Regions from separate parts of the Mus musculus genome. Here regions 1, 2, 4, 5, 6 and 7 are each linked to region 3. The links are chromatin loops, found by intact Hi-C in ENCODE. Cell type or tissue: heart. All regions are shown on one strand. Region 1 overlaps 1810024B03Rik (RIKEN cDNA 1810024B03 gene). Region 2 holds the start of Ciao1 (cytosolic iron-sulfur protein assembly 1). Region 3 holds the start of Sppl2a (signal peptide peptidase like 2A). Region 4 holds the start of Ap4e1 (adaptor-related protein complex AP-4, epsilon 1). Region 5 holds the start of Eid1 (EP300 interacting inhibitor of differentiation 1). Region 6 holds the start of Trpm7 (transient receptor potential cation channel, subfamily M, member 7). Region 7 has its middle 11 kb from the start of Ap4e1.

Region 1 (4,000 bases), 270 kb before region 3:
GGTGTCAGATCCCCTGAGACTGGAGCTGCAGATAGGTTGTGAGTTGCCATGTGTGTGGAGGGGTTGGAACCCAGGTCTTCTCAAAGAGCAGCCAGTGTTCATAACCATTAAGCCATCTCTCTAGCCCTTATCTGGTTTTTGAGAAAAGATCTCCTGGAGTCCAGGCAGGCTTCAAACTTGCTATCCAGAGACTTCTCTTGCACTCTTGATCCCCCTGCCTCCAACTCATAAACACCGTGGCTGCAGCTATGGATGGTTGTGACAAGCTGTACCTTATCATATTTAACAGTAAGAGCAGCATAGTAACCCTAGGTTGGACTCATTTACTTTTTTTCTTCTTTATTAGTAGGAAGAAGTTTTATCGTTTAGGGGGTCTAAGAATTTGCATTTCAAATATAGTTACCTTCCCAAATGGAGTTCCACTTGGAAGATATAAAATAAGCCCTTGTCAATTTTTTTTTTTTTTTTTTTGGTTTTTCGAGACAGGGTTTCTCTGTGTAGCCTTGGCTGTCCTGGAACTCACTTTGTAGACCAGGCTGGCCTCGAACTCAGAAATCTGCCTGCCTCTGCCTCCCAAGTGCTGGGATTAAAGGTGTGCGCCACCACGCCCAGTGCCCTTGTCAATTTAAAAACTGAATGTTATACTGAAAATAAGAGAATTATTTTATGAAAGTGTTGACAGTCTTGAATAACTTTAAAAATTATAATTTTTTTCTATTTATTTATTTATTCTACGTAACTGCAAACATCGCTCTCTTCAGACACACCAGAAGGGGGCACCAGATCCTATTACAGATGGTTGTGAGCTACTATGTGGTTGCTGGGAATTGAACTCAGGACCTCTGGAAGAGCAGTCAGTGATCTTAACCATTGAGCCACCTCTTTATCCCCTTTGGATAATATTTTTAAAATATATTTTTTAAAATATTTATTTATTTATTTATTATATGTAAATACACTGTAGCTGTCTTCAGACACTCCAGAAGAGGGCGTCAGATCTCATTACAGATGGTTGTGAGCCACCATGTGGTTGCTGGGATTTGAACTCCAGACCTTTGGAAGAGCAGTCGGGTGCTCTTACCCACTGAGCCATCTCACCAGCCTCTATTTTTAAAATATTTACTTGTATTTTCTGTTGTGTGGGGAGGTCACAAAGGGGCACCAGGGCCCCTGTAACTAGAGTTATAGTTGTCAACTGCCATGTGGGTGCTGGGAATTGGGCCTAGGTACTCTGCAGGAGCGACAAATGCTCGTAACAGCAGAGCCATCTTTCCAGCCCTATTTTTTTTTTCATTATTTAAGGTTGGAGAGTTAGTTTAAGGAAAAACATGTAGATAAGCAAGTAACTACAACAAAAGCATGGTGAGAGATAATATCTTCCTCATATGTAGTTTCACTAAAATTAAGATTACTGTTATTTAAATTTAATGGGTGTATATATGTATGATTTGTGCAAGACAGGGTGACTTGTGTGGTGGGGTGCAAGTGCCACGGTGTACGTGTAGTGATCAGAGGACAACTCTATGAAATCAGTTCTCCCGTTTCATTTTTCTGTGGCCTCTGATGCAGTGAGCACCTTTAGATTTCTTATCATTTAGGAAACACACGAAGGAAAACTCCAGGTAACTTAGACAATTTAAAAATATATATATAAATCTAAAAGGGTTTTAGAGGTATGGGAAGAGAGAGGTATAAATATTGTGAGGATGGTTTGAGTTCTGTGTGTATGGTGTTCACTCACCACTGTGATAGAAGATGAGATTTACTCAGCTCTCCTGGAGTCCATTTGAGTGTGTCCTCAGAAGTGGGTAAAAGTTTGAGTTGAGAAATATAAATCTAAGATTTAGCTCTTGAAGTTTTGCAGAACAAGTGGTTAGAAGTACCTGAAGGAGTCCTTTCCATCCAGGCGGAAGGGACTCTGATGTGGTGTCATTTGTAATTTGATGAGGTTATCAGTGTCCACTCTTGCTCACTAGTTACCTGTCTTCTGGGAAGCCACTGGAGGGAATCTAGAATGAGCCTTGAGTTCTCTTACATATAACTTTTTTTTATCTTTAAAAGTTACATTTTCAGCTGGGTGGTGGTGGGACAGGCCTTTAATCCCAGCATTTGAGATGAAGAGGGGAAGGGAAGGGGGTGCTTATTCTGCTGCTTCTCCCTGGAAATCCAGCAGATGGCGCTCTGATTTCAGTCTTTCAATTTTCTTTGCTTCTGCAATCCTTTTCCTCTCTATGTACTTGATGTTCTGAGTTCTCATCAGCTTAGCTGCTCAGCTGTTACTTCTTCCTTGCTCTCTTTAAAAATACGAACTCCATCCTGGATTTTGGCCGGAGTCACTTTAATGTAGAATTCTTCTGAAATTTTTTCAAGAGCCTTCTTCCAGAGAATTGTGAAGAAATCTTGTTTTTTATGATGGTCATTTGCTCGAAGTTTGTAATCTTTCTTTTTTTCCAGAACCCAGGTGTTTTCAAAAGCCAGGCTGGCTTCGTTCTCTTGTGTTCTCGCTGCCGGGTCTTGGCAACCTTGGGAAAAGCCACCGATATGCCTACTGAGGTCTAGGAAATGCTCAGCAAATTCCACCACCGCAACCACACTACCTAACCTGCTGCATCCGACCCATGGCCATATTTTCATTGCTTTAAAGAAGCTTTTATTCTTGGATTTGGTACGCGATTAAAAATATTTCTAATGCTATTTTGTAGATCTTCTCTCGGGATTTCTTCTGAGGAAATGGCTGGTGTTTCCTTGATGAAGGCACATTCACGTTTCCTAGTACTTACATGATTTTGGGACTCTGTGTCTTCCAATATACATAACTAATTAGTTAGGTCCTATACCATTTTGTAGATGTGACTCAGATAAATAGAATTCTGAAGAAAATCTGCCATTTAACTTTTGGGTTCTCCATCAATTCAAATGGAAGTTGTGGAGTAGCCAAAATATATATAGGGCAACTATAAGATTCAGGGTGTTAGTGGAAAAACTTCATACTGTGTGTGGAACTGGACACCTCTAGGAAAACTTATTTAGTATAAGAAACACCATATCACATCCACCAGATATGATCGTGAGGGTCATTTGTTTAAAGAATGTACTGAAATAGGAAAAGGGAGATATGGCTAGCATCCTCCTCATCTAAACCTCTGGTTTGGCCAACAAAATGAGGAAAAGAACAGTTGAGATAAAGGTGATAAGAGAAATAGAATATGCCCTTCAAGTCCAAACTTTGGTGGGAAAGGAGAGAAAAATCTGTAATAAAAAAAGCAGGAAGGGCCTTACTGTTGGCCTCTTACAAGAACCTAGGGTTATCAGGAAATATTCAGCACTTAAACTTCAGGAATTAGGGAAAGCTTTTAAATTAGCAATAAAAGAGCCTGGTGCAATCTAGCTCATGGGGCTTTGGGACAAGAAAGAAATCAAATGGAATCAGTCTGACAGCTGTGAAAGGAGGAAAACTGAGAAACACAACTTCCCATCCTTCATTAAGGGTCAGAATGCATGACCCGAGACTGTCTGAGGGAAGTACATGCCTAATAGATTGGCATATCACAGCCAATAGTAACACATGGCTAACTCCATCTGAAGGCCCCCTAAATGGCAGGGGCTGGAAGACCAGCGAAGCAGGAACAGGAGATCTGAGTTCTGAGGGAACTTAGAATAAGAGACACTATATTTGAACCCCAGTTCACGAGGACAGATAAAAGAACATTCACGTGAAGAGCTAAGCAAAGTTTGACCCAGCAAATATCCAGGTCAGTAAAGAACTTTAAGAACCGTGAGGAGCAGTTTGGTGGGGGTAAGAACTTTATATTGTAGAAAAGGCTTTTGCAGGTCAGAGTGACCATCAAGGAAACAGTATCTGTAAAGTGAGAAAGCCCCACCCCCACCCCCTGGCCACCGACGAACTAAGAGTATGGTAAAGCAGAGGAAGAGGTCTGTCTGAGTTACTTAGAGATAAACCTGGAATGCTTTATGTTAGCCAGAGTTCCTAAGAAAAACA
Region 2 (4,000 bases), 320 kb before region 3:
GTCGGCCTAAAAATCAACAGTCACATAGGATACCACATGCCTGAAAGTCTACTAGACACCCAAAACACAGAGGTAGAGAGCAGAAGACCGAAGCTCCAAGACACCAGATTCCTTGCCTTCTGCAGTGGCTCACAAGGCCCCACTGCCAATGCTCCTATTTATAGCAGGAGCCAAGTGATCCTGGCTTCCATGGCCAAGGAAGTGGGCAGAGAAGGCAAACGCACACAGGCTAAGAGATCGAAACATGTAGCAAATGTAGCAAATGCAATGGAATGGTTAAGGCAACGTTTGAGAAGGTCTGGATAATTTCTTAGGGCAAATATATCTGTGAACAAACAGAGACTTGCACAAGAACTGACTTTCTTTTAACATGCCTCTGATGGCAATGTACACACAGGGTGTCATGATATCCTTCTTTACAACAGATGAAGAAAAACAAAAGATAAACATTTAAGGATTCTGGCATCAACTGATAGGAGGCAGTGTCAGCGATGCCGCTCTGCAGGGCAAGCCTGGAGAGCTCGCTTCCCTTTTCTTCCTGGATCTCTGACACAAGGATGAAATCAGACTGCCTCTCTCCACCTCTTGAATGCTATGACCCTCCCATCCCAGGGATGACCCGCAAAGGACAAGCATCATAAACTCTTTCCCAGTTTGTGGTGACACTCAGCTCCTGAAACAGAAACACCATGGTATCAAAGCCACAAGGCCTGAATGAAGGTGAGCACAAAGAAATGGAAAGGCATCCAGATTCAAACTCCACAGCCTTTGCGCCATCAGGTATATGCTAAAGAACACCTCTAGCCAGCCTATAATCTTGGTCTTTTTTTTTTTTAAGGTTTATTTATTTATTGATTACATGTAAGTACGCTGTAACTGTCTTCAGACCCTCCAGAAGAGGGAGTCAGATCTCATTACGGATGGTTGTGAGCCACGATGTGGTTGCTGGGATTTGAACTTCGGACCTTCGGAAGAGCAGTCGGGTGCTCTTACCCACTGAGCCATCTCACCAGCCCCAATCTTGGTCTTAAAGAGACAAACTCAGGAAGAGGGTAAAAAATATCTCAACCAGAAGCTTTCATCCTGTTTTCTATAAAAAACCATCCTAAAGTCTTGAATGTGCAAATATGCAAAGAGAAGCAAGTTGTTCAAGAACTCACCTCCAAAGACACCACCAGGTGACAGGATAGGGCTTCTCAGCATAGACCTACAGCAGGGTTTTTATTTCAATGCAGAGGGGGGCGCTGACCTTTTCACCAAATCCTAGGGCCTGAGCCATTCATGAGACACCTTGCACATATCTAATAGGAACATACTAGAACTAAAGAGTGTCAAAGAAGAAAGGTGAGGACTTTTGAGACTAGTTCAAAGGACTTGAAGGCAACAAGATGTGACCATTGGGTCCCACTGACCACTTTTATGTTTAAAATCAGGAAGGACATTTCTGCTTTCATACTGCACAGCCTTTCTCCTCACTCCTAGAAACCGAGGAGGAGCTAGGAGGCTCCTGAGTCAGGCCCTCCTCTAAGCCCTAGACTCCTATCTCATCCAATAAACAGACCAGATGCTTTCTTCTGCCTGCTAGTCTGGGAAATCTGTTGATGAATAAAGCAACCGTCTTAATATGGCATACCTGTAAAGGCATGGAAAACCAAGTTTCAACTGTTGAAGGTGTTAATAGAACTGATATCTGATGACCTGGGATGCCACAAGTCCCCTCTATTGTAAATCCAATTATCATAGAATACTAAAATGTCTTTTACAATTGGTCACATTAACAGTTCTGATTTCTCCATCGATCGAGCTGCCCCAAACGACTATTCTGCATCTCACATGTCCGTTAGAAAGGGGAGGCTAATTGTAATACCTGACAAACACCCTTTTTTCTTCTACCTACCTCTGGCAGAAACCTAAAATAGCAGCAGTTTGGATTAGCATGACGGTGAGGAGTAGGTGCTTGGCTGAATAACATCAAAATTAATGAGAGGCTAGACCCCCAAACAGAGCCACCTGGTGGGCATGAACACCAAGCAAGAATGGGGCTGTTTCCTTTGACAAATGACTGCCTCTGGCTATCTATACTTCAGCCAGCCTCATATCTGTTCTGCACCGCCCCTCAAGCCAAGAGAGCAGGAGCTCAGCGCTCTCACCTTTTAGCAGATCCGGGTTTACATAGCCCAGCACGTCCGAGACCCCCAGCTCCTGGCGGGAACAGGTGCCTCCATGGATGTGCAACCAAGCGGGCTCCGCGAGGGCAGTGCACAGCGCTGTGATGGACAGGGCGCCAGGCAGGGCCGAGGCCAGGCTCCGCTCCGGCTGCTTGGGAAGAGCGCTGCTTCCCGGGCTTCTCCGCCGGCGCCCTCCCGGCAGCCCGGCACCTCCAGGGGCATACATGCCCGGGGCTGCCCGCTGTAGCTCTGCGGTCGTTGGTGGTGGCCGCCGACCTCAGCGGGGCGCGCAGAGCCTGTCTGTACCCAGGTGGAGAGCAACGCAATGGGCGGCTGGCCCGGAGCTGTCAGGGCCCGCACCAGAGACTGCGGGGTGGGACCCAGGGCTGAGCACAGACCAAAGGACTGCGGGAATTCGGGGGGCGGGGACCGAGGGCTCTGGATGAGGGGTGCTGGATCAGGGCTCGGAGATGGCAGGGGACTACATTGGCTGTAGACATGCCAGGATGAACGGGCGGAGGTACTGGGGGGCCGGGGGAGGGGATCGGCTACTGGCAAGGGGACCGGAGGAGACTTGGACCAGGGTTATCAGACAGAGGGGTGCTGAGGGGCGGAGGATGCAGCTGGGCCGCCGAGATCGGGAATCCGCACTTTGGGGTGCGACCTAAGCCTCAGTAACCCTCCCTACTCTAGTCCCTGCTCCTCACCGGTCAGCAGGCCTCAGGGCTGGGATGGCGCCGCTCCGCCCGGTCACAGGCTTCTTAGCTGCCCGGGCCAAACGATCCCAGGCCCCAAACCCGCAACGCCCAGACGGACCCTGGCCGATGCACTTCCGGCTTCCTCCAACCCCACCCCACCCCCGCCTCCTTCTTCTCCGGCCCTCCGCCCTGCCCTCCGTGCGCGTCACTGTGTGCGCGCGCCGCTTGTTCTTGCGCAGGGCATCAGGGTACTGGTAGTTCCGGACTGTCCCGCGAGGCTTCCAGTTACGGAGGATGAGGGGAGTGACTACAAGTCCCAGAAGGTCACGCGGCGTCAACAGCGGGCACGTCAATTCCTAGGGCGACATATTTTGCAGAAGCTGTACATCTGACGGTCTCAAGGTTCTATAGTGCCCAGCGCGTTTGGCGCGTTGCTTCTCTCGGTGTGCTCTCCTTACCCTAAAACAGTCGCCATGAAAGATTCTCTGGTACTGCAGAGCCGCGTCCCGGCGCACCCGGATTCCCGCTGCTGGTTCCTGGCCTGGAACCCCTCGGGGACCCTGTTGGCTTCCTGCGGAGGCGACCGTAAAATTCGCATCTGGGGCACCGAGGGTAAGGCCTGGCTTGGCTTTGTGGCCCTGGTGCCGAGGAAAACACTACTCTGAAAAGTGTCGGGGAAGGAGTGTGCCAGCGTCAACAGAGGCTGGAATTGTTGCGGGAACTGGGATATTTGCTGCGGGAACTGGGATATTTGCTGAGGTAGAAAAATGAGGAAAGTCGCCTGAAGAGCAGTTTAACAGTTTCAGAATCTTGATCGGTTGCATCGTAGTAATAATGGTGACTGACTTTGTCCCAGCAACAGGGTCCCACTTAAAGTACTACTTAGTGAATGGCATCGATGGCGCTCCAAAGCCTAGCCTGTTCTCTGCTTGCAGGTGACAGCTGGATTTGCAAGTCTGTCCTTTCTGAAGGCCATCAGCGCACCGTTAGGAAAGTGGCCTGGTCCCCGTGTGGAAATTACCTGGCATCTGCCAGCTTTGATGCCACCACTTGTATTTGGAAGAAGAACCAGGATGACTTTGAGGTAAACAGGTTGGATGGGAGCAGTTTATTACCTGTTTGCACCCCAGGGCT
Region 3 (4,000 bases):
TTACCTAGAACTCCAGTTCTGGGATCTGGTGTCCTCTTTTGATCTCTGTAGACACCTGCACACACATAGTAGACATAAGCTCATGTAGGTGTCTATGAAAGTACACACACAAATAAATATTTAAAAAACATATCTTCCAAAGAACAGAGGTTTTTATTTTGGTGAAGTGAATTTGATTTTATTGTTGTATAGTTTTTCCTTTTTTCGTGTCCTATTTTAGGAATTCTCATCCAACAAGAAGCTCTTAAGAGTATAAATGTTCCCCTGAGACAACTTAGAAGGTCAGGAGTAAGATTTATTTGAGCTAAACTGAGGTAGCAGTATGAGGTCTCTGGAATGCTCATTCTCTGATTCTCGGATTCAATAGGTTTGGATGGTGATGCTGAAACTGCAGTCAGGAGCCGTGGTCCAGGCCAGCACTCTGAAACACTAAATAATGAAAGGTTTTTAAGCTTGGCTGTATATTAAATCTGGAAATGTTTTTAAAATCCAGATATATTGCTCTCATCAGATGAGCAAGTATCTAGGATCCCAGTGGAAAGGGGAGATTAGCTTAAACATCAGTGTCCTAGAAGGATTCTAAAAGTGGCTGAGAGTAAATGCAACAATGCTTGACAGGCAGTTTCTGTCTAGGGGGTTCTTACAGCTGGTAGGGTTACAAATAGATTGAAACTGGACCAGAGGGGGAAGCCAGGGGACAGACAACTACAGAAAAAACCCACGCAGAACTGTGGGAGAGCTTCCTTCAGGAATTCCCCCAGGAAGATGCCAATGAGGAAGTCTCAAGTTCCAAGCTGTGCAACTATTTCACCCTCTGCCTCTTCTCACTCTCCCCCTCTCCTAACTTCAGCCAAGGTCCAGTTCTGTAGTTCTGTAGTTCTGTAGTTGCCTCCCTTGGCTTTCAGACTAATGCTTCCTTCCTCTTTGCCTAGCTGAAATTAACTTGCACAGAAGGTAATAGTCAGTTATACTCAGCTAGGGCTGGTGTTTTTTTTTTTTTTTTTTTTTTTTTTTTCTCTTCCTGGTGCCCTATTTTTACCTCCCTTGGATCCTTGTGGAGTTCCTTGTGAAAGGTTGCTTTGTAACAGTGTTTGCTCACACATCTGTAGTCCTTGCTGTGTCCCTCCTTTAGGATAACAGGAACACTGTCCTATTCAGTGTTTGGTATTAAATAGTCATCCAACAAATATTTGACAACCTAGTATACACTGGATATTCTGTGTGTAAGGACACAGCAGTCAACAGAGCAAAGAGGGATCCTTCCATTAACTGGATAGCAGCATGGGAGATACATAGATGAGTATAAGAAAATGGGGGGAGGGACCCCCAAAACCTCAGGCATGGTGACTTATGCCTATGATACAGGAAGATCTCTGAGTTCTAGGCCATCATCTTCAAAGTGAGTTCAGTACTAGTCGAGGATGTTTCCAAAGAAAGCAAGAACAACAACAGCAATAAATAAATAAATAAATAAATAACAAAAAGAAAAAAAAAGCTATGAAGGTTACAAATAAATCATAGCATGAAAGTGAATTAAGGGGTACTTAAGATGAAGTGTACTAGGAAACCCTCTTTAGGGAGGAAGTGTTAAGTAAGTGATAAGGGAACACCAAGAGTGTATTCCCCAGAGACTGCCCGCCTGGAGGGTCTGTGGATCTTAACGGGTGGGAAAGTAGAGAAACCAAGGACAGAGAAAACAGGGTGAGGTGACGTAAACTTAGCAGCAGAGGAAGAGTTTTGATTTGTGCTGCCAAGTGTGGAGAGGAGCCTCGTCTGGGTTCCGTATTTACGAAGATCGCCCCGAGGCTACGTGGCAGAGGCCAGAAAGGAAACTGAAACCCGAAGCTCCAGTGGCTTGGAATGGGCGGCGGCCGCAGTTAGGGGGAACCGAACGAGAACCCAGGATTTACGCAGCTAAAACGGCTCTGCCAGGAGCTGACAGTACCCACAGAGTCCCGGCCTAGCGTTTCGCGGGAGGGACCGGAAGAGGAAGTCGGGGCTGCACCCTAGAGGTCCGGGTGCCGCCAGCGCAGCCTGAGCCTAGCTGCCCGCCCGTGGGATGGGGCTGCTGCACTCGCTGCACGCTCCCGCGGCTGCCCTGCTCTGGAGCTGCCTGCTCGGACTGGTGAGAGCCGCACTCCCCTCCCCTCCCCTCCGCTTTTCCCTCCCCTTCCTCCCGCTTCCTCCCCCTCCCCCTCCATCCCTTCCTTTCCCTCTAACCTCCTCCGGATTTCCCTCATCCCTCCTCCTTCCCTACCTCCCCCTTCCTCTCCTTCTACCCTGGCTTCCCATTCTCCCACTGCCCGGGCCCGGTTAACTGCCTTCGTCCTTGAGTCCCAGCATTCCTCACCCGCCCCCAGCCCCCGAAATCCAGCGAAATGCCCAACCCCTGGGAGAAACCCGCGGGCGGGGGTAGGAGTGGGTGGGGAGCTTCCTCCTCCTTGGTCCTGGAGCCCTCTCTATAATTTTTCACTGTGCTGGCATCTTTTCTTCTTAATTCAAAGAATTCACTTCTGTGCTTCTCTGTGTAGCCCAATCTTACTGCTGCCTTTTGCCTAGAAAAAGGCGGATGGAGGGGCCGGTGTGAACAGGGTTCCAGGTGTTAGCGTTCTGGCCTGCTCTTTTGTTGACTGCGCTCACATACATTTCTCTCTATAGCCATATGAATATCTATATACTTTCCTTTCACTCCCAGATAGTGCCTTCTATGTAAGGTACATGTGATTATACTATGGGATTTGTATTATGCTTTTGTTTTCATATAGGTATACTTTAAAATACCTTTAAAGGGGAAATGAGAGGTTTGAATAGTTTGACGTCTAAAAGGGTCAAAGTCTGGTTGAGAAAAAAATAACAAATATGCGCTCACATACCCATATTTGCTGAAATAATGTTTTAAAATTCGGGATCAAAGTAATTTGAGCTCCAATGTGTGACCAAGAAGCTAACTCTCAGTGTTTTAGATTTTGTTTCTGTTCACTTTCTTTTCTGACATTTGATGTTGGGAAATTTGTATCGGTATTGTTTGCACACTGTTGTGTAAACTGTGTATGTAGTTATTACTTAAAAACCATCACTTCTCTGAAAGACTGCTTTGTCACTCTGGGCTTGAAAAGGTCATGGAGAAGGTTTAAGCCCCAAACAGTTTTTTTTTTTTTTTTTTTTTTAAGGTAGCCTTTGGCGTTCTAGGAACTTTGCTGGACAGCATTCGGAGAGAACCCATTCAAAAAGTATTTTGAGGAGAGAATGACAGCACAGTAGCTTTACTTTGTATCTTTAAAGCAGGAACTGAATAACCAGACAAGTGTCATTTAGGTCCAAAGAAAACTCACAGGATATGTAAATGTCTCGGCCCTCTAGCTTAGCTGTCAAGCTTAACTCATTTCAGGGAACTTAAGATGATTAATACGAAATAATGTTTACGTACTTATACCATAGCTCCACTAATTTTTCTCAAGGTAAATCAATATTTAGCACAGTAATACATCTACTCTTGATAAACCCACATTTTTTGGGCACTCAGGAAGCTGAGGTCTGTGGATCTCTTGAGTTTGGAGCCGGTTTGGTCTACAGAGAGTTCCAGGACAGCCTACAGAGAGAAATCTTGTCTCAAGAAAACAAACCAAACCAAACAGAACATACAAAGTGTTAAGTCCACACTGTGGTTGCTATTAAAGAGCTCAGAAGATACCTGGGTAATGATGGATGTCATGGATACAAGGGTAATGACGGCTACCTATGTAGCATGCTATTTTTGTTGTTGTCTTAATTCTTTCTTCAGACTTTTTTTTTCTCTGTAGCCCTGGCTGTCCTGGAACTCACTCTGTAGACCAGGCTGACTTCAAACACACAGAGATCCCCCTGCCTCTGCCTCCTCTAAGAGCCGAGCTTAAAGGCTTGTGCCACCACTGACCTATTTAGCAAGCTTGTTTTAGGTATGGTCCCTGAAGTACTTGGCCTCCCCCAAACAGGGTCTGAAACTGGCTGCCCTTGAGCTCCC
Region 4 (4,000 bases), 76 kb before region 3:
GACAGACAGACAGACAGACAGACACAGTCTTCCTGACCTCTACTCTTCCTCATCCTCCTCAGCCCATCTTCCCTCTCGCTGTCTACTGCACACACCAGTGTGGTCAACTCTGATGCTTGCCTGTGCTGGACCTCAGGAAGCACTTAGGGCCTGGCCAACCACTAACTAATACAATGTTATGTTCAAATCACACACTGAGTCGCTGACGTTAAGTGGCTAATTCCGAACTGCTGGTGGGGGCTGCAGAGATGCCACAGGTGAGAATACACAGAGCTCTTGCAAAGGACAGAATTTGGTTCCTCACACCCACTCTGGTGGCTCACAATTGCCTAAAAGTCTAGCTCCAAGGGATCACACACACTCTCCTGGACTCTGAGAGCATCTGCACTCATGTACACATGCCATAAACACACACACACACACAACTTTGAAACAAATCTAAAAACAAAACAAAACTTAGAAGTAATACATCTGGCAGTAATACCACATCTGGCTGTCTGTGCAGTTTCAAACTAAGCCAAAAAAACTATATTCTCTAAATTTTTCAGAGCGGTGGCAGAGGCAGATGGCTCAATGTGTAAAAAGCACAAAGCCGGGTGTGGTGAGGTGGACCTGTGATCCCTGCACTCCTATGGTGAGACAGAACACTCGAAGCTCCCTAGCCAGCCTGCCTGAATATACAACACAGAAACAAGCGTCAAGAGAGATCTCACCTACTAGGTGGAAGGTAAGGACTAAGACCCAAAGCTGTTCTCGGAAGCCTATACATGTGCCGTGGGTCCGTGCATCCTCACATACCAGCACATACACATTCTCTCAGTACATACATGTACACACAAAATACTTACTTGCCCTCTCATACAAATTAGCAACAGAAAAGCACGAAGAGATGTTAAGTACACGAATAATGATTAAGGGATGTTCAGCAAGCCCTGCCACACACCAGCTTCCAGTGAGAACACAAGCCCGTTTTAAACCTTTAAAGGCATCTTGTTTCTCTTCTCCATGCTGCAGGCATTTACACTGCACTGTAGTTACTTATTTATGTTAAGTCTAAAATGGACAGAAAATAGACAGAAAAGTGTTTTGCTATTTTCATTACTTAACATATAGTTGTGCTTGATAAATACTTGCTGAAGAAAGTATGACACAATATTATGTTTTTAAGACAAACACTCCTTGAGGCTTTGAGTCAGTACCATACAAAGTACGTGGGAACTTAATAACTTCTATAGTAACTACTAGTTTTCAAAGCGCGTCTTTGCCCAACCCGTTGGTCTAGACTAAACCTCAAGCTCTGCAAAGATTAACAGCCCTGTCAGGGGTGGGAATGAGGGTTGTCTGTCCGAGTACGTGATGCTTCCAAATAGAAAAATTAAAACTCAAGAGGGAGCCGGGCAGTGGTGGCACAAGCCTTTAATCCCAGCACTTGGAAGGCAGAGGCAGGCGGATTTCTGAGTTCGAGGCCAGCCTGGTCTACAGAGTGAGTTCCAGGACAGCCCGGGCTACACAGAGAAATCCTGTCTCGAAAAATCAAAACAAAACAAAAATCTCAACAGGGAGGAGAAACTTGGTAGGAGCCTATAGCTCAGGCTTTAGGTCATACTGGCTTTTTTCACTCGATTGACAGCTCATGTAATCCTCAAAGCACCCCATGAGAAAACACACGGAGGGTCTTCGGGCCTCCAAATCAGAAAGCCGGCCTCCTGAGGTCGGTCGGTACAGGCAACTTGAGGCGGACGCCCGGCTGCGTCCATCCAGCGGACCGATGTCTCCGGCCCCGCCGCCCCACCCCATCCCGCCCAGCCAACCCCGCCGCATACGTGCTTGGATGAGAGTGCAGTGACGCCACGGATGAGGCCGCCCAGCCTGGAGAAGAAGGGTGCTCTGGAGGCCGCAGGTCCTCCCAGCTGGTTCTGCAGGAAGAGCCCCGGCAGTGCGGTCAGCGTCCTCTCCACCATGTCGCTCATCGCTGCCTCCCTACGAGGCTACTTCGCGCTGACTCTCCCGGCCTCCGTAGTCACTTCCGGCGTTTTGAATAAGAAATCTTTATTCGCGCCGGAGCAGGACGAGCAGGATGAAGTTCCGGGAAACACCGCCTGGGGGCGCACGAGTCTAGGAGGAGAGAGGAGTTCTCTGGAGACATGAAGTTCATGATCATTCTATTAGCGGTGAAATGTGTGTGCATGATCTTGTATTTTCTCGAACTTCCCAAGGTTAATGAATTCGTGCCATTCCCCTGTCCCAGCCTCCAAGTGCTGGGATTACAAACCTGACCTACCATCTTTATAGTGTTCTTAACACCTGTAGGAGCTCTTATCTCTGAAACTTTGTCTGTGATAAGTGAAATTTTTTTCTTAAATCTTGAAGTTGTTCTTGTACCTACACCTCAACAAAAGAAAAAGTTTGCCTGACAGAATAGTTATGCAAAGATAAAGTTTAGGGCTGGTGAGATGGCTCAGTGGGTAAGAGCACTGTCTGCTCTTCCAAAGGTCCTGAGTTCAAATTCCAGCAACCACACGGTGGCTCACAACCATCCATAATGAGATCTGACGCCCTCTTCTGTTGCGTGTCTGAAGACAGCAACAGGGTACTTATTTATAATAATAAATAAATCTTTTTTTAAAAAAGTTTAATTTATTGAAAAATCTCAATATTTAAATTATTTAAAACAGATTTTCTTTAGAATTTAATATTTTATGCCTACGTAAAGTTTTGTTTACTGTGTGTGTGTGTATGTGTGTGTGTGTTTTTTTAACTTTAGGCCCTTTCACTAGTTTAAATTAGAAAACTTACTTTCCAGCCATGTAGTGGTTGTTGCCTGAAATCCCAGCCCTTGAGACTGGAAGGAGGAGCAAGAAAATTCAAGGGCATCACCGGCTCCATATCAAGTTCAAAACAAACCTGAGTTATATGAAACCCTGTCTTAACTTTCCCCATCCCCCAATTTTTTTCTTCCACCTAAAAAATATGCTGGGGAAAGCTGATACATTTCTGACTCGGGTGAAAGGAACGCGGCTACACTGCCAAAAAGTAAAGTGAAACTTTCCTTCCCCTGGCCTGGGTGATGTTCACTATCCCCCTTAGTCCGTCTTATCCAATAGAGCTTTTTCAAATTGTGCTGTGGTGCCAGTAAAACAGGGTCATTGTTTGGACCAAAGTTTAAAGGAAGAAAAATTACACATTTGAAACAGAGACATGGTAGGCTATATAAAAAGCAAAACTCTGTTGTTCCTGCTTTTCAAGCAGCACTAAAACTTCTTTTTTTTATTTATTTTTTTTTCTATTTTTTATTAGGTATTTAGCTCATTTACATTTCCAATGCTATACCAAAAGTCCCCCATATCCACCCACCCCCGCACTAAAACTTCTTACACAGCTTTCATTAGCATACTGAATTGGCTAGAAAATTATGCAACAGCTTAAAAGGCTCAAAAATGCCAAACCTGTAGGTCGTGGCCATAGAACAGCTTTAGAAACCACAAGGAGGTGGTCAGTGACCTGAGAGGGAGCCAATAGGCAAGGTGATTCCTTGGTACTGCGGAAGCGGGGTCTAGACAGCTTAAAAGAATTCAATTTAGAGCTGTATGAGGTGGCATACACTTTAATCCCAGCACTCAAAAGGCAGAAGCAGGTGGATCTCTGAGTTCTAAGCCAGCCAGGGCTATACAGAGAAACGCTGTCTCCAAACGTCAAAAGCCAAAAATAAATAAATAAATAATTCGGCCTAGGACTTCAGCCAGGCATAGTGGCACAAACAGGCCTTTAATCACAGTGCTGGGAGGCAGAAGCAGGTGGATCTCTGTGAGTTCGAGGGCATCTAGGTCTACATAGTCAGTTAAGAGCCGCCCAAGGCTGTCTGGAGATTTTGTCCCAAAACAAAACAAAAACCACTACAAAAAGTTCCATTGTTATACACAAGTGGGCGCCAGCGGAACGGCCATTGGCCCTAACTCAGACTTCCCAGCTCTTGGCTCTATAACTCATGTACATTGAATTT
Region 5 (4,000 bases), 1.3 Mb after region 3:
TGCCATCTCCGCCATGGTGGAAGCGACTCGACCAAGGTGGAAAAAAAAAAGGAACCTTTTGCAGAGACGGGCGCGCGAACGGGCGTGGTGCGCGTGCGCAGGCAAGAGGGCGTGCGTGGAGCGCGAGCTGGGGGGGGGGGGCGCGTGCGCAGGCGAGTGGGCATGCGTGATGCGCGTGCGGAGCACGTTTCACGTGCGCAAACGGGTAGGCGGGCGTGGTGCGCGTGCCAGCATGGCGTGCGTGTGCTGGCGAGTAGGCCGCTTGGTCCACGGGGGGGGGGGGGGGCGTGGTGCGCGGGCGCGGGCGCGGGCGCGAGCTCTTCCCTTCCCACCCCTCACCCCCTATGTTTCCCGGACTCCCACCTCACCCTCACACCCACTCAGGACCCGCGATGCTTCCGCTGGTGACCCACCTGGAGACCAGCTCTAAGTTCCTTGCCAAGTGCTTGCTTTGCCTAGATGGAAAGCCCTGGCCTTCTGTCACAGATGCCATCTCTCCTCCACCTCCCTGCCTCCCCAGCGTTCCTGTGATCAGCATGTCCATTACCTCTCACCATTTCAAATCCCACTAGTCCCGTCCTGCGCACTGAGAAAATTTAACTTTTCGGTTTTTTTCTTCTGAATTTATTGAAGTTGACCTAACCAAAGATAAATTGTGTGTATGTCCACACGTATATACCATGGGGAAACTAAACCACATACATGTGTGAGTACTAGGATAAAGAAAGGTGGAAAATAGGCTATACATATTTTAAATATATACAGATAATCACGCGCCACGGTTGCTCTACAAACTTAAACTGTAGCCAATAGTGTTTGAGAATATCCACACCCTTACCACGTATTGTTTTATGGAATTAATATAAGTAAACTTAAGTTTTATCAATTTGATCTCTCTTTCGTGTGTATGCGTTTGTTTGCCTGTCTGTAATGTTTGTGTGCCACGTGTGTGCATTGTGCCTACAGAGGCCAAAAGAGGGCGTTGGAACTCCTAGAAACGAAGTCAGTTGTACACTGCCCTGTGATTACTGGGAGTCGAACCCTGGTCCTTAGTGTGAGCAGCCGATGCTGTTTACTGCTGAGCCATTTCTCCAGCCTTGATTGTATCTTTATAATCTTTCCATAGCTTTAGTTTATTATTCGTGGATGCAATGGCCCTGTCATGTCCAAGAGACAATGCTCCATAGCATTCCTCTTTATCTTATATAATTTTTGCCAATGGTCATTTTTTATATTCTTCAGCGAACTTTTCTCCAAAGTGTTACATGATCCTTACTAGTTTTACATACTTGAACATATTTGTATGAAATCTTCCTCTTTATCCATTAAATGAAGTTTCTCATGAGCTGTTATTGGAATATAATCTTTGCATGTTGATTTTTGTTCTTATTGAAATGTTAATAGAGAAAAGTGCACAGGTAATGTGTGTGGCTTAATTATCACAAGCTACATATATTTGTTTACTTACTACCCAGAAGAAAAGGCATCATTCGTGGATCCCAGAAAACCACTCTTCTCTCTTTTTGTGCCTCGTGAATAACCACAATTCAGACTTTATGCAAATAGTTCAATAAAAAGTTTGCCAGTTTTGATAAATGAAACGATGTATTGATATATTCTTTGTTTTGACTTCTTTTTTAACCCAACAAATATGTTGTCATATTTTAAGCAGTCTACTATTTGAATATCACAATAGTCACCTTCAGGATTGCTTCTAATTCAGGGCTATTATAAATAGCCTAGTTATTTCATTTCCTAAGGAAACATCTTGTTGCACAACTTTATTCAATTATTGTTGAGTATGCTTCTAGGAGCAGTTTTGCTTGGCTGTCTTGTATGTACAGCCTTCGTAGGTTCTGCCTCACAGTTCTGCAATCAGGATTCATTGGTAGTTGCATAGCTGGCATTTTAATTAACCTTTAAAACCTATACAAGTCAGTTATTGCACTGTGATTTCCAAACACAAGCAAACAAATTAGAATCTCCAATAAAACAATCATTTTGGGTTAAATTAGTGCAGTTATTTGGCTAGTGATATCAGAAGTCTTTATGTTTTTCAATCGTTTTTAGGTTTATGTGTGGGTGTTTTGCCTACTTGTGTGTACTATGTACATGTTCTGTGCCCCTAGAGGCCAGAAAAGGGCTTTGCATCTTCTGGAACCAGAGTCACAGGTTGTTTGAGACAACATGTTGGTACTGGGACTGGAACCAGGGTCCTTAACCTCTGAGCAACCTCTCTATCCCCCATGTTAGAAATCTTAATATTAGTGTGTTTGGATACATAGTAGTGAATAACTAAACAAAAGTAAATACACTAAGTCTATAAACAGAAAAAATAAATAAGAGTATGAAGGGAAGGGGGGAAATGTTCTGGTTAAATTGATGACACATGTTTCCAAGTCTGCTTTTTTAACTCTCAGCTCTCAATTTTTCTGGAAAGAAATTTTTATATTCCAGAAGGCTTCACTCACATGACAGCAAAAGATGGCCCCATTGGGCAAGTGTGGGTGTTCCTTAGTGGCAGAGAGAGATATTTTTCCTTCTACTACTGATTCCAGCTTCTCCCACAAAACACTGATTGGCTGTATCTAGAGAGCGGTGTTGAGTAGATTGCTGATTGGATAGTTAGACCTAGAACGTATGTCTACCTAGGTGAATAGGGCAGAGAGAAAGGCACCATGGGTCAGATGAGAGTAGAGAACGTAACTTAATGGTAGAGTAAATCCTTAGGATACACAATACTTCAGTTTCAATCCCAATAGCAAAACAACAACAAGAGTTTATTTTAGAATGCAGACAGTATAGTTTCTAAAGGGATGCTAAGTAAGTAGAAACAAATCAAACACATTATAGTGTTAAAATGTTTAATTTGCTTTTGTTTTCCAGATTATTGCAAATCACCAAATGCAATCGATTTCATTTGCCTCTGGAGGGGACCCTGTAAGTTTAGATTTGTACAAGTTCTTTTTGTGAGTCCTAAGAATTTTCATATGCAGAATATTAACTACTTCATGTCTTTTTCAATATTGCAATTTGTTGAATGCTTCATGTATCAGGTAGAAAACAAAACAAAACAAAACAAAACACCCACAGTGGTTTGGGCAAATGTTTCCTCTGTCAGGATTTTAAAAGGTCAGGCTTACTAGAAGGACTGCTAGCCCTCTGTGGTGTTAGTAGCCACTGAGTTATCATCTGGTAAGTTTTCAGTTAACATAAAAATCGTGAGATCTGTGTGTCCTGTGTGCACTGCCGTTTCTCTTGCAGAATGTTCCCCACAAGCAGACTAAGCAGATTATCAGTCAGATTTAATCCAAGATGGGAATCCCATTCACCATCAGAGTTGTCAGCCAAGGCTAACAAGGCCAGTCTATAATGACCATCCAGATTTGTGTAAACCTTGAAGACACTGCTCAGTCACGGGGGGGTGGGGGGGGGCTCTCTGTCAAGAGCCTGTAGTGCTCACCAGTCACAGATTGTACAGGGGTTCTCTCCGAGAATACTTTCCAGAGTGTCATTCCTTGATTCCTCACTGTGTTGCCGGATATTTTATCACACTGTGAACACCGAGATTGCTGTTTACTGAAAAAAGCTGAATCTAGTTGTGGTGTGGCTCAGCCTTAGCACACCGGTTCATCCCTTTAGCTGGAATTCAGACAAAACCGTTAGTACACATCTTTAATCCTGATGAAGGTAAAGTTAGTTTGTAGAAGGGAGCACCCGTGTTTGAAAGTGATTTCTAATTGAGTGGCAGAAATAGTGACAAATCAGAAAAAGATTTGACAGAATAGGATATGCCCAACTCTCACAAGAAGAGAGAGGAAAAAGAGGCTACTTAAGAGAGAACTGTGCAGAAAAGAGAGGAAGAGGGAGGGAGGAAGGAAGTGGCAGTTTTACTAATTAAAAAAAAAAATCTAGGCACACGTGAAGACAGAATAAGCCAGAGAATGTGTGCAGGAGGCAAAAGACCAGAACAGATTGCTTGAATTAATTTGAGGCCAAG
Region 6 (4,000 bases), 58 kb after region 3:
AGGCCTACAAGGTGGGGAATGCCTGAAGATGATTTATAAGCACCACAAAACTTGTAAGAGAAAGAGTGAGTGGCTGGATTAGTTTGTTGAAGAGGCTTGGCTCAGTGAACTGTGGGTCATATTGCTTGGGAGATAATAACTATGCAGCATGGAAGAAGCTAAACCAAACCAAGGTACGTGCACATTGTAGGAAACTTCAGCTAGTCCATCCACAGTCCATCTATAGACACAGAGCAGGCTAGTGCAGTTGGCTCGCCCTATACCTAGGTTCTAGGTTGACTCAACCAACCAAAGAAGGAAAATAATTGGAAATAAAATTATACTGAACATTTTATTAATCTAAAGAAATACACATTTGTATTTTGTTAGGTTTTGCATCTATTGATTTAATGTATACTTAAAGATGTATATCTAAGGCAGGAGGATTACAGTAAATTTGAGATTAGCCAGAGTTAAAAGAGGAAAGATAGAGGCAGAACAGCCCTTCAGGCAGAGGAGCCTTTAAAATTGTAAGAAAAAATGTCTCTAGGTCTCTGTAGGGAATTGGTTCCAAGACTCTCCATACCCATAATATACATACAGAAAGATGATGTGCCAAAAGCAGGTTTGGTTTTGTGTTTTTAAGATGGTGTCATTCTAATCCTCGATAGCCTGGAATTTACTGCAGTCCTCTTGCCTTAGCCTTCGGAGTGCTGGGATTACAGGCATGTGCCACTACTCCTGATCTAAAAAAAAACAAAAAACAAAAAACTTTCAGGATGGCAAAAGCCGGCAATCCCAGCAGTGTGGGGTTAAAGGCAGAATCCATAGTTCAAGGTCATTTTAGGCCAGGCGCCTGGGCTACAAAGGAACTCAAATAACACTAAATGTCTGAAATTCCAGTTCTGGAGGATCTAGCACGGTCTTCTGAGGACACTGCACACATATGGTACACAGACATACATGAGGCAAAACACACATACACCTAAAATAAGTCACTAATAATAGCAGTGTTGATAAAAAAAAAAAAACGGATTGCACCCTTGATGGGAAAGGATAACGTGCGGGAAGAGATCGCTAATAACCAACGTAGACAGATGCGATAGCAAAAGAAACAGACAAGCGTGCGCGGCCGGGAGCTAAGTTTTGGCGAAGCCGGGGAATCTGGTCATTAAAGCGGAACAAGTTCTCGTGGACAGAGGCAGGGGAAGCCGAAGCCAGCAACACCAGGGAAAGCAGCAGCTCGGCGTTTCCCGGCCGGCGGAGCTTAGGGGCAGGCCGCAGTAAGCGCGCCCTTCACGTGACACGCCCTCCGCGCGACGCACTCGACGGCCCCGTCACGTGGCTGCCGCGGCCCCGTCTCCGGCGGAGGCGGGCGCGGGCGCGTCCCTGTGGCCAGTCACCCGGCGGAGCTGGTCGCACAATTATGAAAGACTCGACTTCTGCTGCTAGCGCTGGAGCTGAGTTAGTTCTGAGAAGGTTTCCCGGGGCTGTCCTTGTTCGGTGGCCCGTGCCACCGCCTCCGGAGACGCTTTCCGATAGATGGCTGCAGGCCGCGGAGGTGGAGGAGGAGCCGCTGCCCTTCCGGAGTCCGCCCCGTGAGGAGAATGGTACGGAGCCGGGCCTGGCGCGGGCGGGCCTCGCGGGAGCCTGGGCGGCGCTCCGGGGAGCTCCGTGACCCTCCGGGCGCCACCGCTCGCAGCGGAGCCGTCACGGAAAGGGAGGGAGGGCTGGGGTGGTGTGGCAAGGAGAAGGGCGCGGGTTCCGAGCTGTGACTTGGTGGCTGTGCCGCAGACGCTCTACAGGTACATTTTCTACTATTATTTTGTTTAATAGAACGGGAGCGATTTTGACGGTGTAGACTGCGATGTGGTTCGGGGTTTTGTTTAGCAGGCGACAGGGAAGGGACAATTCCTGGGAGGCTGAGACCGTGCGTTGCCAGGTCTGCGTCGAACTACCTCATCTGTTGTCCCAGACAGTTTGAAGCCAATGTGCAGACTGGAGGGAGTCGGTGTGTTGCAGCGTTGGCTAGAGCTTTTGTTGTTAAGGCCAGGAACCGGATTTGGAGAGTTCTTACAAAGAAAGCCATTTAGATCTAGGATCTGAGCAGGAAAGGCATTCCTGCTCAGTAGTTTAACTTGATAGGCTTTATGCAAACTGGTGTTTCTTTGCCGAAGTCAGACAGGTTTAGTTTTCTGCCTTTTCTTTATTTTTGAGACAAGGTCTCGCTTGTGACCCTGGCTGGCTTGGAACTCACTGTGTAGACAGACCAGGTTGGCCTTAAACTCAGAGATCCGCTTACCTCTACCTCCCAAGATTAAAGACGTGCGCCACCATGTCGGGCTAGGGCTAGGTTTAGAAGTGTCTTACTTATAAAGTACATGTGAATAAATACTGCATTTCTCACTTTCGTTTGTAAAGTTATTGAAGACTACTTTTTTTTTTAAAGATTTATTTATTTATTATATGTAAGTACACTGCAGCTAGCTGTTTTAAGACACTCCAGAAGAGGGAGTCAGATCTTGTTAGGGATGGTTGTGAGCCACCATGTGGTTGCTGGGATTTGAACTCGGGACTTTCAGAAAAAAACAGTCAGTGCTCTTAACCGCCGAGCCATCTCTCCAGCCGCTGAAGACTCCTTTTATTTGAGACTGGATTACACACAGCCTAGGCTGGCCTCAAATCCTGAGTCTATCATTGAGTTCCTTATCCTCTTGCGTCCATCTCCTGAGCTCTGGAATCACAGGTGTCTGTCGCCTGGCTTTTCCTAGTTTCTGAAAGGAAAGTTAAAGTGCCTCTGTCTCCGCTAAATCATTTCATTTAAATACTTGTGGCTTTGATTTAAGGGACTCTACTGGAGGGTGAGTTGAATCCAAGTGCCTTGAAAGCCGTTAAGCACAGAGTATTCAGTGATATATCTAGTTTTTCATTTTAGATGGTAAACAGCATACATTTGAACATACTGGTTACATATTTTTTAAAACGTTTTCATTAACAGATGAAAGATCCCCCCCCCCCAAAAAAAAACAATAGCTTTAGTTTTGTAAGTAATTCACCGTATATGGCACATAGTATTGTTTGGACATGCATAAACTTGTTGATTCTGTAAGGAGAACAGTCTAACTTTAGAATTAAGAGTGTTAATTTTATTTTTTTTCCCTGCTTAATTCCTGATAAATAGTGAGTTGAGTGGTTTACATTACACTATGCATCTGAGTTATAGTAACACCTTAGGATAGCTTAAAATGTGTTTCTTAAATTTGTTTGTGTTTTGCTTTTCTTCCCTCTTTCTTCATCCTCCTTCCTCATCGTCTTTTTTTTTTTCTTTTTTTCAAGACAAGGCTAGCTTCTAACTCAGAGATCCGCCTCCTGAGTGCTGGAATTAAAGGCTTGCACCACCATGCCTGGCTAAAACGTGGACTCATTATTCAATAATTCAATTCAGTTTCCTCACCTTTTAGGTCAGTCTGTCCAAAAATTCATTTAGGAATAATGGGTCTATACTGTATAATTCTTACTGTAAGTTGTTATTTTTGTGAGTCTATTACAGGCCAGGGAGATAGTTCCTTGGGTAAAGGTGGAAAAGAAAGTGATTAAGATGTCAAAAATCAAAGGATTATGCCAGGCATGGTAGTTCACACTTTTAATCCCAGCACCAGAGGCAAGCAGATCTCTGAGTTTAGTCCTGCCTTGAAAAAGCAAAATAAATAGGTAACTTTTGTGGACTAGTATTTCTAGTGTTGTTTATAACCAGCTGTAAAATGAAACCATGTTGTAATTGGTCATTACCTAAAATGTGCAGGTATAATGGTTGAAGGCATTACTTAAAATATAAACTGAAAAAAATGCTTATTACTGGGCACATAGCTCACTGGCTGATTGATTGCGTACCTAGTATGTGTTATGCTTTGGTTCAGTTTTTAATATTGGGGATGGGTGAGTAAAAGTTTTGAAGTGGTCTATCCAAGTAAGAACTTGCAAAACTGAAGTTAGAATGTTCTAGTCAGAGGTATTGTGACAA
Region 7 (4,000 bases), 64 kb before region 3:
AATTTAAAACTTTAAATTACATTTTAATTGTATGGCTCAGCGGGTAAGAGCACTGACTGCTCTTCCAAAGGTCCTGAGTTCAAATCTCAGCAACCACATGGTGGCTCACAACCATCTGTAATGAGATCTGATGCCCTCTTGTGGTGCGTCTGAAGACAGCTACAGTGTACTTACATATAATCAATCAATCAATCAATCAATCTTATAAAAACCCTTTATCATTGAATATAAATCATACATACTATTAAACACCTTGCCATGCAGCGGTGCTGTACGTGGGTGCTGTGAATTGAACCTGGATCCTCTGGAAGAACAAACTGTACTCTGAATCACTGAGTCATCTCTTGAGCCCTAAGGTAACATTTTTAAAAGTTGAGATGTTCTGTAAGTCTTTCTTGTTAAATACACAATTTAACATTCAGGGCATATATAAATGCTCACTAGGGGCTGGTGAGGTGGCTCAGTGGGTAAGAGCACCCGACTGCTCTTCCAAAGGTCCGGAGTTCAAATCCCAGCAACCACATGGTGGCTCACAACCATCCGTAACGAGATCTGACGCCCTCTTCTGGTGTGTCTGAAGACAGCTACAGTGTACTTACATATAATAAATAAATAAATCTAAAAAAAAAAAAAATAAATGCTCACTAAAGTCTGATTCAGCTTTCTGAAGGCATGTTATGTGAGTGAGCAAACACATTTATTTATTTAAATGGAGTTACTGTACCCGAGGTGATGATGCTCCCCGCAAAAGGCTCAGTACCAGGTATGGGAAACTCCCCTTGATTTACTGTCAGAAGAATACAAGAATTCCAACAACACGCCCACCAACCTCCCACAAAAACCAAAAACCAATATGGATCATTGCCACTGCCCTCGGTTGACTTCCAGAACTTGAAGGCAAGACCTTATTGCTGAAGACACCACACACTTCAGACACAGACTTGGAGAAATTGAACTGGAACTGAGATGGGCGCCTCCTGCAGAGGACTAGCTCCGACACATGCAGGTGCTAAACAAGCTGCCCAGTGAGAGGAGCAATCTATAGGCCTATCCAGCTGTGAAACCCAAGGACCATAGGCATAACAAAGCAAGATAGCTCGCATGGTCAATAGTCGCTTTTATCTTGTAACCATGGCTGTCTAATTGGATTGTTCCAGGACATCCAGGGTTTCTCAATGGGCAGAAATCCACTTTTGGTACTGTAATCCTAGCCAACTGGTTACCCGTGGCCAGAGAGCTCATAGACCCGAGTGGAGACCCTAATCCTGCCTTTTTCCTAAACCGATGTAATTTCTAACTTTATCCTAAACTCTTCCTTGAACCTTGAAGATAAGAGTTGCTCTCACACCCCATCAAAGAAGCTTTCTTATGTAACAGATGGAGACTATTACAGAGACCCACCCTGGTCAAAACGCAGAGATTACAGATCTGTGGGGTGTCCAACCCCAACTGACACGTATTCAAAACAAGCCCTACGCCCAAGGCTCAAGGAAAATCATAGAAGGGGCAGAAAGACTATAAGACTCATGGTCCAGGACACTTGTTACTAGATAGTATCCCCTAAGCATGACAGGGCAAATGCACCCACTAATGATTGTGTGAAGACTGGCTAAAGACAACATCAGCTGACATGCCAATGTGGACACAGGATGTTCCATATGGACCCACGCCTAGAAGAGCTACAATGACCAATAGTTGCTGAAAGAGAGAATGACTTTCCTCCAGGAGAGCCAGCCCTGCATAGGATGTGCAATCCCAAGTGGTCAACTCGAGATAATTGTACATATAAGCAATGCTGAATGCCCTCAGAGGATGCATACACATATGTATTTATATATGTATATGTAAAAATAATAAAGACAAGGCCATGCATTGGGAGGGATAGACACTGGAGCAGTTTGACGGATGAGGAAAGGCAAGGAGTGGATAGAGACTCAATGCTCATGTGCAAAGCTCTCAAAAAGTTATAAAAGGAATTTAAAATAATGAAGAAAAAAGAGGTGTCTCTGTTGGAGGCTATGTACAAGAAGAAGGTATTCCAAATCTAGCTTTTGAGGTAGTATCAATGACCCACAAGAATACAGTGTTACAAAGCCTGTTGTTAAGTTGATCTTAAGATACTCTCTCAGGGAAGAGGGACACAAGAAGACAATGTTATAAAGTGGCCTTTGGTAGGAGGAGTGCTTAGGAGACAGGCTTACAGATGGCAGTATTAAGGTAGTCTCTGATGCCGGGCGTGTTGGCGCACACCTTTAATCCCAGCACTCGGGAGGCAGAGGCAGGCGGATTTCTGAGTTTGAGGCCAGCATGGTCTACAAAGTGAGTTCCAGGACAGCCAGGTCTATACAGAGAAACCCTGTCTCGAAAAACAAAACAACAAACAAACAAACAAGGTGGTCTCTGTTGTGGTGAATAATGCCAACCTAACTCCTTTCATTGCAGATCCAACAAGCTTCCTCAATAGCTGGAGGGTAGCTGCAGTTCTCTCTGCTGTCACTAGATGACCGTCTATACTCAGAGGAGAAAGAAAAGAAAGCCAACTGGATCCCAAGGCCAGGATCATTCCAAAGAGGAAGTAAACCAAAATAGACCGTTTGTAAGTGCGGTACTCAATAATAAACAGTAGGAAGGCCTTGTTTTTCTACAGAATATGTGGGGCTTGCCTTCAAAGACTCTGTCTCTGGATAAGTTAATGACTATTATCTTCTATCCTCTATTTTGTGGCTTCTTTCTTTTTTATTTTGGCGTTTGTTGTTAGTTCCTGTTTTGTTTGAATCAGACTCTCACTGGCTTTCCTAGAACTCACAGTGTAGACCAGGCTGGCCTCAAATCCATGGCTTTATCCTCCTGCCTCTACCTCCTCTTAGGTGCTAGGACTAGATTTCAGGCACCCCAATCCTGGCTATGATTTGTTGATCCTATTCTCTCCTATTGCCTTCTCTCTCTCAGACTAAAATTCACAGGAGAAGCACAAAGCAATTTTTTGATAAGTCAATACTTGAAATACCTTTCTCCAGATAGAATTTCTTTAAAAAATTTTTTTACTTATTATTATAAATAAGTACACTGTTGCTGTCTTCAGACACACTAGAAGAGGGTGTCAAATCTCATTACGGGTAGTTGTGAGCCACCATGTGATTGCTGGAATTTGAACTCAGGACCTTCAGAAGAGCAGTCAGTGCTCTTGCCCAGTGAGCCATCCACTAGCCCCAGATAGAGTTTCTTATGCTCTCACGCATACTTCCGTAACATTTGGAAATACCTAGATTAGATCAGATCAAGATCCACACAGCTACAAATCCTCTTGGTAACTTATGCTGACTCTCTAGTATTGGTACATTGGTAGTATGTGTGTCTGTGGAAATTTCTTGTAAGAGTGTATTAGATTTTTTTTTTTTTTTTTTTTTTGGTTTTTCGAGACAGGGTTTCTCTTTATATCTCTGGCTGTCCTGGAGCTCACTTTGTAGACCAGGCTGGCCTCGAACTCAGAAATCCGTCTGCCTCTGCCTCCCGAGTGCTGGGATTAAAGGCGTGTGCCACCATGCCTGGCTGTATTAGAATTTTTAAATGACCTTTAAAACATTACTGATGAAACGCAGCTACCTTAGTATAACCCCCACTCTGCATCTTCCCTTCCTTTGCCTGTCCATGAGTTTTGGTAAAGTCTCCTTAGGTCTATTTCCAAATCTGTAATGTTACTGGTCTATTACACAGAGATTACTCACTTCGTATGGAAATTGAGAGCTGCAGAAAGAATAGCTTGTGAGGAATTATCAAAGTTTGGAACTGACTTCCAGTGGGAAGTGCATGAGCATACCTTTTTTTTTTTTTTTTTTTTTTTGCCTTTTATCTGTGTATATGTCTGCCATGCTCACATGTGCTCTATCGTGAGAGAATCCAGACATTGCATCTTTTCCTCTTTGGATTTTGTCTTTATACGACAGTTGCTTTATACGACACCTGACTGGCCCAGCAGCTTCCAAGGATTCTCTGGTCTCTG

What was found. Hi-C counts contacts between places; a loop is a spot of excess contacts. Peaks named below come from ENCODE experiments on the same cell type or tissue, not always from the same donor. Only the 100,000 strongest peaks of a DNase experiment are listed, where the experiment ranks them.
Region 1: a loop joins it to region 3, with 2.6 times the contacts of the local background. A loop is called at or near these places in 2 of 42 quality-filtered maps.
Region 2: a loop joins it to region 3, with 5 times the contacts of the local background. A loop is called at or near these places in 2 of 42 quality-filtered maps.
Region 4: it touches region 3 in a loop (6-fold over the local background); 22 of 42 quality-filtered maps call a loop at or near these places.
Region 5: a loop joins it to region 3, with 4 times the contacts of the local background. A loop is called at or near these places in 2 of 42 quality-filtered maps.
Region 6: a loop joins it to region 3, with 6 times the contacts of the local background. A loop is called at or near these places in 13 of 42 quality-filtered maps.
Region 7: it touches region 3 in a loop (5-fold over the local background); 23 of 42 quality-filtered maps call a loop at or near these places.

What each region holds. Positions count from the first base shown.
Region 1 is chr2:127,203,305-127,207,304 of GRCm38, reverse strand. The region is part of intron 1 of 1810024B03Rik (RIKEN cDNA 1810024B03 gene); the gene reads left to right. Among named protein-coding and RNA genes, the nearest start is that of 1810024B03Rik, 3.0 kb to the left of the region's middle. In heart, CTCF peaks have their summits at 765 (motif pointing right) and 2,164 (motif pointing right); no DNase peak of the experiment used is centred here.
Region 2 is chr2:127,246,960-127,250,959 of GRCm38, reverse strand. It overlaps Ciao1 (cytosolic iron-sulfur protein assembly 1), which reads left to right and starts at 3,144. Exons shown (of 7, transcript NM_025296.4): 1 at 3,144-3,478; 2 at 3,802-3,950. The coding sequence starts at 3,340. Tmem127 (transmembrane protein 127) reads right to left here and starts at 3,012. Exons shown (of 4, transcript NM_175145.4): 1 at 2,876-3,012; 2 at 2,151-2,468. The coding sequence starts at 2,394. In heart, CTCF peaks have their summits at 2,030 (motif pointing left) and 3,156; DNase peaks (open chromatin) are centred at 2,119 and 3,109; H3K4me3 peaks cover 2,270 bases; H3K27ac peaks cover 1,945 bases.
Region 3 is chr2:126,931,072-126,935,071 of GRCm38, reverse strand. It overlaps Sppl2a (signal peptide peptidase like 2A), which reads left to right and starts at 1,837. Exons shown (of 15, transcript NM_023220.2): 1 at 1,837-2,125. The coding sequence starts at 2,060. In heart, a CTCF peak has its summit at 2,010; a DNase peak (open chromatin) is centred at 1,971; H3K4me3 peaks cover 1,974 bases; H3K27ac peaks cover 2,116 bases.
Region 4 is chr2:127,006,724-127,010,723 of GRCm38, reverse strand. Ap4e1 (adaptor-related protein complex AP-4, epsilon 1) reads right to left here and starts at 2,013. Exons shown (of 21, transcript NM_175550.3): 1 at 1,824-2,013. The coding sequence starts at 1,970. In heart, CTCF peaks have their summits at 2,098 and 3,925; DNase peaks (open chromatin) are centred at 2,053, 3,023 and 3,883; H3K4me3 peaks cover 2,091 bases; H3K27ac peaks cover 1,347 bases.
Region 5 is chr2:125,669,207-125,673,206 of GRCm38, reverse strand. Shc4 (SHC (Src homology 2 domain containing) family, member 4) reads left to right here. Exons shown (of 12, transcript NM_199022.2): 5 at 2,887-2,940. Eid1 (EP300 interacting inhibitor of differentiation 1) reads right to left here and starts at 107. Exons shown (of 1, transcript NM_025613.3): 1 at 1-107. The coding sequence starts at 15. In heart, a CTCF peak has its summit at 2,123; a DNase peak (open chromatin) is centred at 26; H3K4me3 peaks cover 655 bases; H3K27ac peaks cover 682 bases.
Region 6 is chr2:126,873,563-126,877,562 of GRCm38, reverse strand. It overlaps Trpm7 (transient receptor potential cation channel, subfamily M, member 7), which reads left to right and starts at 1,302. Exons shown (of 39, transcript NM_021450.2): 1 at 1,302-1,589. The coding sequence starts at 1,587. In heart, a CTCF peak has its summit at 2,476 (motif pointing right); a DNase peak (open chromatin) is centred at 1,312; H3K4me3 peaks cover 2,838 bases; H3K27ac peaks cover 2,456 bases.
Region 7 is chr2:126,995,488-126,999,487 of GRCm38, reverse strand. No RefSeq gene overlaps it. Among named protein-coding and RNA genes, the nearest start is that of Ap4e1, 11 kb to the left of the region's middle. In heart, a CTCF peak has its summit at 2,494; no DNase peak of the experiment used is centred here; H3K27ac peaks cover 371 bases.